Regions from separate parts of the Homo sapiens genome. Here region 1 is linked to region 2. The links are chromatin loops, found by intact Hi-C in ENCODE. Cell type or tissue: GM12878. All regions are shown on one strand. Each heading gives the region's core, and the rest is flanking DNA. Links, peaks and the distances in the headings are about the cores only.

Region 1 (3,980 bases), core at 360-2,859, 220 kb before region 2:
ATTACCTGGGAGAAAATGAGTCTTGATTAAGAGAAATGCCTGTGTTACAGATTTTTAAATGCAAGTTAATTATTATTATTTAGCTACTACTTAATTGGCATTCATTCTATGCTAGCCTGCATTATTGGCTCTGTGTGTGTGTGCATGTATGTGTGCATGCGTGTGTGTGCACCTGTGCACGTGTGTGTGTGCGTGCATGTGTGTGTGCACGTGTGTGTGCGCACGCGCACACATGCTGAGTCTTCTCTCCTTATCTAAAATGTAAGTTCCTTGAGGGTAGGGATTGATGGAATTCCTAGGGCCTAGAACAGGGGTTTGCAGGGAGTGGGTACACAGAGGGTGCTGCTGTTGCTGCTACTCACGCTTTTGGCCCACCTGAACCCAAATCAGTGCTTAAAATTCTGCCAAGTCAAACCTCATTAGGATTTTTTTTAACTTCAAACCCAGCTCTTTCTGGAGGTCCTGGTTCCCTGATTCTGATGCTTTTGCAGAAGGGCATCTGAGTACCAGAGGGGAACAGGATTGGTTCCACCTTCTCTCTTTACTCAGGAGAGCACAGTAGTAACATGTGCCAGGCTTCCAAGGGAAAACAGAGCCAAATAGTGGCCATTATTATAGCATAATGCATATGTGATGGGAAAGAGGGATTCAAAGGAATTTGGAAGGAACATAATGGAGGAACAAGGATGAATAGTTCAATTAGATCCTGGCAAAGGAATAGCTCTTTGGTTACAGGATCTGGAAACAAACAAACAAACAAACAAACAAACTAGTGATGGAAATGAAAATAGAGTCACTGCAGAGTTTCCAAGGCAGCGAAGCAAGTGTACCAGCACAGTACAAGAGGGCTCTGATGCCCGGGGGGTGCATCTGGAAGTGACTAATTTTCATTTGTAATATGGTGCAGTGGCAAAGCATGGGGCGGAACTATCACGCTGCAAAGACATCCACTGGGAAAGCCACCAGCCACTCTGAGCAATGTCTCTTGTCCTTACACTTAAAATGGAAGCTGCTGGAAGAAAAGGGTTTCTGCCTCTACTTACACCACTGAGTACTTGATAGGTAGTGAGACTATGGTTTTGGAGAGCAAATGTAAACACAGCCAAGAATGGCTACTTAAGTCAATAGTGGGAGGTTGGAAGAATGAAGCTTTTATTAGACAAAAGGTCAACATTCATGAGTGAGAAGAGAGAGGTGGCGTTTGGGGGTGGGGAAGTGGTGGAGGAAGAAATTCCAAAGCATGTTACAAATGGGGCTCAGGAATGTGTTTCAATTAGCAAAGGAAGTGAGCTAGGAGGTCTGAGTTCTGACAGGCATGGGCAGGGGGTGGAAAAGAGACAGAGGCCAGCTGGTGAGAAAAGGCTCAGAGAGCAGCGCGAACTAGTCCACAGGGATGAGGCACGTTGCCCTCAGCCCTGAGATTCTCAAGGAGGCTAGGACATCTTAAAAAATTGGACTTTTGCCCATAGCAGTGTTGAACCATCTCAGTTTGGTGCTAAAGGTCTGTGGTGGAGGCACATTTCTTCCAGCATGTGGGAACTTGAGGGGCAATTCTCTTTCTGATTCTACAGCGGATGTTGTGTAGCGTTCACCCACTCTAGGGCAATAGGGACTTTCTTTGGTGACTTCCCAGCTACGGAATGATTAGTAATAGCTAACTCGGCTGGTTCTTCTCCATTTGCCTGCCTCCCACCCACCCAGATTCATTCTCTTTCTTCCTTTGCCTTGCCTTGCCTCTTGAGAAGCTGAGCCTGAGGGCCACTTCTTTTCCACTCCCTGGCTTCTCACTGGATCCAGCCAGCGGGAGGGAGGCTCCTGCAAGAGGTCGGAGGCTGGAGGGAGAATGGGAGTCGGGTGCTTCCTCTCTGCTGCCTCCCTGCTTCTCTCCACAGCCTCAGCTTTCCCTGGGATCTCATAACACATCTTCTTCCCCTCCCGCTTCCTGTCCAGGCTAGTCAAGCTTCTCACTCGCCAGCCTCTGGGAACCACAGTAGCCTTGAATTGCGCTCTTTTCCCAGTTCGCACCTCTGCCTCTCCTCCTTGTTCATCTGAAGCGAATTCTGTACCCTGCCAGACCCTGCCTGTAACGCTGACTGTGCTGAGTGTTGTGACGTGCCAGACCCTGTCCCCAGCCCTCTCTGTGCACTGACTCACTGAGTCCTTCCAACACTTATAGATGAGGCTGGTGTTCAAAAAGGTTAAGATACTTGCTCGAGGCCACAGAGTTGAGGTTTGAACCTAGGTAATTGAGCTCTAGACCCCAAACACTTAACCACTGGTCCTTTCTACCTCTCTCCTAGCTTGAGGTCACATTGCTGAGGTACAGCTAAGAATGAGAAAGTTGCAGATTCGAAGAGCTCAAAATACATGCCAAAGGTTTATACACTAAAGCTTATTTGTAGGAAAATCTCTCAGATCATATTAACTCTTATTTTGTGCACAATTCTAACAGATAAGATACTGGATTTCCCATCTCAGTGGTTCTCAGCCTTGGCTACTCAACACAGTCACCTGGGGAGTTGCAAACTGTCCTCTTGCCTAGGCCAGTGAAAACACAATTCTGGAGATGGGACCCAGGAGATTTCAGCATGCTGCCAACATTCAGAACCACTGTCCTAGCCCACAGCGGCAATTACTAGAAGGCAGGGATTACAGATGGACAGGTCGGGAGATGTAAGTAAAGAGTAGCAGCTGACAGCTACACAAAGGGAGGATAAAGAGTTAAAAAAAAAAAGCAGGGGGAAAAAGGTTCTGATCTGGGTTCATTTAATGTCTGGGCAAACTACCCCTAGGTCTGCAGACATCTTATTATTTTTATTATTACATTATACTCATTATTCTGAGCCAGTTAAAAAATAGAAATATTGTCAATATACTTGATTGAAGTAAAGGCAATAGATACCTTTTGGAAAGTTGTCTTCACCCTAAAAGGCTACATCATTAAGGATATTCTTTAATAGGGTGAACTTGAGCTATCTGGAAGATTCACTTAAAATATGATATTTCCAGCTGATCTGTTGATGCCAAATAAATGAGGAATTGCTGCAGGACTGCAGATGTTTGTCAGAATACTCACACCTGCTGACTTTCAGCAGATGAGAAGTTCACTTGCTCCTGATTCATGCTCACAGATGACATTTTCATATTTCTTGGCCCTAATGCGGGTGCTTGGACAAACACTAGAGCTCCCCAGGCCATGGCAAAAACAGAGGACGATGCCAGCGGCGCGTTCTCCTGGAAACGGTCCGCGGCACCGGGAAAAGCGAAGGCTTCGTGTGTCTCAGCGTGGGCTGCGGTCTCCCGGTTGTTATTGTTGGTTGTTCTTTTTGGACTGGGGTTGGAATATTCCAACAATCTGTTCCTGACAGAAGACCAAACAACTTTTATTTCTTTCTTATGTTTCTCGTGGCTGGTCTTCTTGTTTACATGCTTGCCTGCGAAAGCTGATGTTGTGATGTGAGGATGGCTCGCAGGATATCAAGGGTGGCTCAGGGCTCCCCCTTGCATTAGTTGAGAAGCCGGGGCCAGGCAAGGGGAAATTCAACAATTGCCATTCCCACTGCAAACAAACAGCTCTCATCTCCTCCCGCTCCCCGCACCCCTGAAACTCCATTGCTGCTTATTCCTTCCCTCCAGTTCTTCAAGGACTCTAGCACTGTTTTGCGTTATCTTACCTTGAAAACACAGATTTCAGCATTAGCTCACCTTGAAAACAAAGATGTCCCAGAGAAACATCGTGGGTGGCTCCCGGGAAAGGTCTTGCAGCTACAGCCTTGTCCAGGCTCAGCTCCTGCCTGGGCAGGATTCTCATCCTTGGCCTATTGACATTTGGGGCCAGATCATTCTTCATGGTGGGGGCTGCCTTGTGCATTATAGGATGTTTTGCATCATCCCTGGTCTCTACCCTCTAGATGTCAGTTGCATGCCTTCCACCATTTTTGACAGTGAAAAATGTCTCTATTCATTGCCAGTGTCTTGTG
Region 2 (4,750 bases), core at 1,175-3,674:
GCCGGCTTCTGCTTTGAACATCCCTCCTGATCTCAGCAAGCTGCCTCCACCAGAGAAGGGCTGCCATGCTGGGAAACTCCATCCAGTGACTCCATCCCTTGGAAACATGCCCGTTTGAAAAAAGTACTACCCTGCTTAAAGATTCTAAATCTTGCCTTAATCCACTTCAGATTGAACTATTGCCAAAAAGGTACTTATTCAGAGTCTTTCACCTATGAAACCAAGATGCCGTGTGCCCATTGTAAATTCAGATGTGTCCAGTCACATGTTTAGTAGAGACATTTCAGGATGTAATTTACATAGTCATCAAACTGTGAGCTGCACACCAGCTTTGTAGGTTTGGGTTTAAAGTTGCTTGAACAATCCAAGGTCAGTTTGGGAACTAGCATGGGCTGAGCCTGCTAATGTGGGTGCATCGGAGGTGCAAGGGCAATAGGGTGGGCTTACCATGGTATGTTATTTGCCTGAGGAGTGAATGCCTTATGAGGAAGAAGTCATCCCCAGGTAGAGTATACAGATCTGGGCCACAAAACATGGTTTTTCGTCATTTTTGGAGAGACTGGGTAGTACGAATGGCTGCTCATACTGCTGTATGCCTGAACAGGCCCTCATAGACATGATAAAGGACCCTAAGGAGATGAGCCCCAAGAAGACAGCCTAGCAATGGAGGATAATAGTCACAGGGACAGAGGCTGCCTCCCTGCCTACCTCATCACACTCTAGCCACTGCACTGACAGGCTACCAAGTGCATGGAATGAGGTCATGGCCATTTGTGGGAAGTGCTTAGTAGTGACCCGAAAATCCTGCTGTCAGTATCAGTGACTGTGGGACCCAGCCAAGTACCCTCTAAAGAGTTGCAGCAGGCTTGTCACCATAGCTACTGTGGATTCACAAGGCTGTTTTGAGGATCCAGGGGAACTTCTCGAGAGCATGTGCACAATTGTCCCTGGGAATTTCCGAAACTAGCTGGGAGAGATTGGAGATGTTCTGAGGCTCTCATGCTCCACAATTTGTGGTTAAGCCAAAGAAGACAGCCTTTGCCAGTACTAGTGTGTCAAAGAAAAATATGTCACGTATACATTCTATGAGCACAAAGTGATGAGACAGGGCCATAAGTTAAGCATGGGAATCAGTCTCATCCCTGACAGACACACGTTAGGTAGGAACATGATTCTACTGATTTACCATATAATTGTGTTTGGCTTTCTTTTGTGTTAGTCCCAGCATAAGATAGATAGGGTTTGAGCTGATCACGCCTTACTTGAGCTGATCACACCTTACTTTCTCCCTCAGTTCTTGTGGTTAATTAGCAAGATGACAGGTCAGCTAGGGTATGGGTGGAGTCAAAGTTGTAGGATACCCTCAGAAAATCAGCTCTTCAGAGTTCAAGCTGCCTCCATCCTTTCTGACATTTGATTTATCCCCTACCAGGCTATGAAGCCTTGACTTTATAGTATAAACCTCTAATCAGATAAGCGGATCACAAAACCATCTTTATTCTCAAGACCACTGCTCTATTGCCCTAACCATCCTTGAGCCATCTCAGGGTAGAGGCATCAGCCTTCAGGAGTTACATAGGCACTGGCAGATCATCATAATAAGGACGGGTTGCCAACCTGCTCAGGTTACAGTGAATGCTGATGGGTAGAGTCTGCTTTGAATTTCTCTGACAAGAGGGAGATACAATGTATTTGGTTCACCCAATTCATTTTAAGGGATTTGGTTCCCAGATTTCCTGCAATCGGAATCATGGCCCATTTTCACAGCCACTAGAGCATTAAATTCGTGTATACAAAATAAAGGACTAGAAAACATGTAAACCTAAAAATGTTTAAGCTAAAATTGTGGTACAGATGTTATCTGAGTCCCATAAATCAGTATTCAGAAATATTGTCTTACTGTCAGAAGCAAACAGCAAACAGAGACTTGCATTAGCTATGTGTCTAGATAATGGCAAAAATTAAGTACAGTATTGTTTAGAAATCATAGGCTGGCAGATCTCTTTTCCTTTTCAGGGTTTAAAGAAAGCATAACCTTCTCTGTTGCATTTAACAAAGGAAAAAAAAGGATTTTCTTGTTTTTTGTGCGTACACCCTGCCTAGGGATGAGTTATTCATCAAAATAAGCTTCCTTGTGTTTTAGAATTTGAGAATTTAGAATACTGAGCATTCTCTAACACATCGCCCTAAACATGCTAGTTTGATTCTGAAGCCTTTTTTCCATTTTGTCAAGTTCACCCTCTGAAAGGGACAGTGAAAAATTAGGGGTTGGCTCCACCTGGTGCTTTGATTAGAAAATTACACCTCCATGTATGAGGGCTGTCAACGGACAGTGTGCCCTCTTGCGCACGGAAACAGTAAAAATACTACATAAATATTACTTAAAAATACTAAAACTACCCCACAAGAGTGACCAGTTAACTCACTTTCCATGCAGGGTGCTAAGGACTATTTTTGTATGGTTGTTTTAGTGTCTGTTGCTATGGAACAAATCATCTTAAAATATAGAAGCTTAAGACAACAAAATCATTTATTATCTCCCACGGTGTCTATGGGCCAGGAATTCAGAAGGAGCTCTGTCGGGTGGTTCTGCCTGGAGGCTTCTTTCACATGAGATCGCAATCAGACAGTACTTGGGGTTATTGTAAAGCCTCATTCGCTCCCGTGTCTGGTGTCTGAGCTGATAAGACTGGACAGGCTGGGGTGGGAGCTTCTCTCTGTCTCTATGTAGTCCCTCTTTAGGGTTTCTCAAGCATAGCCAGACTTGTTTCATGTTGGCTCAGAACATCCAAGGTGGTGTCCCCAGAAAGAGAGCCAGGAGGAAGCCGTGTTGCTTTTTATGATCCAGCCTCAGAGGTCAGGAAATGTCACTTCTGCTGTGTTCTGTTGATAGAGGTAATTGCAAACGTCTACCCAGGTTCAAGGGAAGGGAACATAGCCTCCACCCCTCAATACAGGAATGTCAGTGTCACGTCAGAAGAAGAGCATGTGGGATGGGATATATATTTGTGCATCATCTTTGTAAAAATACAATCAACCACAATTGTTTTATTTAATCATCCTTCACCGTAAATGAAGTTGCTTCGATATATCATTATCCCAATTTTACATTTAAGTGAAAGCAGAAGGAAACATTAAAGATCTTCTTACGCCCTTTCGGTGTCATACTAGAGCATTGCCTAATAAGCTGTCAAAAGTGTCATCTGTACACGATTCTCAGTCTTGGCGCTATTGAAATTTTGGTCTGGGTAATTCTTTGCCGTGGGGGCTGTTCAGGGCGTAATAGGTCATTTAGCAGTATCCCTGGCCCCTGCCCACCAGACACCAGTAGCACACCTTCATCCCTTTAGTTGCGATAGCCACAAATGTCTCCAGACATTGTCAGATATCTCTGGGGTGAGGAGAGGGCAAATGTTCCCCCAGTTGGGAAGTTTTACAGGAAGAAAGTTACTTTGATTATTTGCTATTGATGAAGGTGAGACTCTTGTAAAGTTAATGTTAACTTGTGGAGGATCATTATGTTGCAATTCATTTCTGTCCAGTAGGAAATATAAATCCTACAGATTATAGTTGTGTTGTTTTATAATTTACCAGTTTCAACTTCACTTGCAGTCTTATTCCAGCATTCTTTTTGTTCATTGACTATATATAGTAATTTTTCTTCTCCTTCTTCATTCATTGATAAGTTAAATAAACCTTTGTCACATGTGTGCATACACACACACACACACACACAAACGCACACACACACCAGCTCCTTGGCAGAATGCAGAGTGAGAATTCTCTCCAATATGGGGATATGGAGCTATTATGATCTCCCTTCAAGAAAGAACTTGTAGATTAGCTGTGAGGGTGCAGTTAGGTGATGGCCTTGGTTGCAGTGCCTCTGGTTGCTTAGCCACAGCAGTTGAGCTGAGGCCATGCTTTTCCTAGGCAGACCTTTAACAGCTAATGAGCACAGTGGGCGTGCCAGGGCCTGGCCCTTTCTGTTCATCATGGAACTTCTCCAACAGGCAGCCTTTGCTCTGGAGCTCTCTGTTGGGCTGGCTGAGACTTTTGCAGGACAGCACTGCAGTTTGAGACTCTTCCTAACTAACCCTCCTTCTCCCTCCCCTTTCACAGGTGACAGACCTGCATCTCTAGCCTTTTTGTGCTTCAGGCACAACTCAAAGCTGCCAATAATCATGTTGCCCAATTTGTGAGCTGGAACTGCAGTCTTTTTGTTTTTTTGAGACGGAGTCTGGCTCTTTCGCCCAGGCGGGACTGCAGTGGCGCTATCTTGGCTCACTGCAAGCTCCGCCTCCCGGGTTCACACCATTCTCCTGCCTCAGCCTCCTGAGTAGCTGGGATTACAGGCGCCTGCCACCGCGCCTGGCTAATTTTTTTTTGTATTTTTAGTAGAGATGGGGTTTCTCCGTGTTAGCCAGGATGGTCTCAATCTCCTGACCTCGTGATCCGCCCGCCTCGGCCTCCCAAAGTGCTGGGATTACAGGCGTGAGCCACCACGCCTGGCCTGGAACTGCAGTCTTAAGTGTGGCATGAGTTGCCTTCAGAACCCAAAGAGGCCTACCAGGCACTTCTTTTTTGAGGTATGAGATATAAGATGCAGCAATTTATCGTTTGCTTTGGAGGGAATATTCCAGCATGAACCTAACCACTGGATTCCTTAAATCCTCATTCATCTTTTCCTCTCTGGAGCATGAGTGTTTTACCAAGACCTCCAGCATACTAGCCACCTCTTGCTTCTTCT

The links. Hi-C counts contacts between places; a loop is a spot of excess contacts. Peaks named below come from ENCODE experiments on the same cell type or tissue, not always from the same donor. Only the 100,000 strongest peaks of a DNase experiment are listed, where the experiment ranks them.
Region 1: it touches region 2 in a loop (6-fold over the local background); 5 of 110 quality-filtered maps call a loop at or near these places.

The regions. Positions count from the first base shown.
Region 1 is chr6:11,276,201-11,280,180 of GRCh38, forward strand. It overlaps a transcript of NEDD9 not described here. Among named protein-coding and RNA genes, the nearest start is that of NEDD9, 46 kb to the left of the region's middle. RefSeq lists a silencer at 1,196-1,490 and enhancers at 1,388-1,457, 1,558-1,607, 1,618-1,717. In GM12878, for the core only: no CTCF peak of the experiment used is centred there; DNase peaks (open chromatin) are centred at 1,101, 1,571 and 2,101; H3K4me3 peaks cover 525 bases; H3K27ac peaks cover 2,500 bases.
Region 2 is chr6:11,494,107-11,498,856 of GRCh38, forward strand. The region is part of intron 3 of LOC105374928 (a long non-coding RNA gene); the gene reads left to right. Among named protein-coding and RNA genes, the nearest start is that of TMEM170B, 41 kb to the right of the region's middle. In GM12878, for the core only: a CTCF peak has its summit at 2,295 (motif pointing left); DNase peaks (open chromatin) are centred at 1,300 and 2,275; H3K27ac peaks cover 1,838 bases.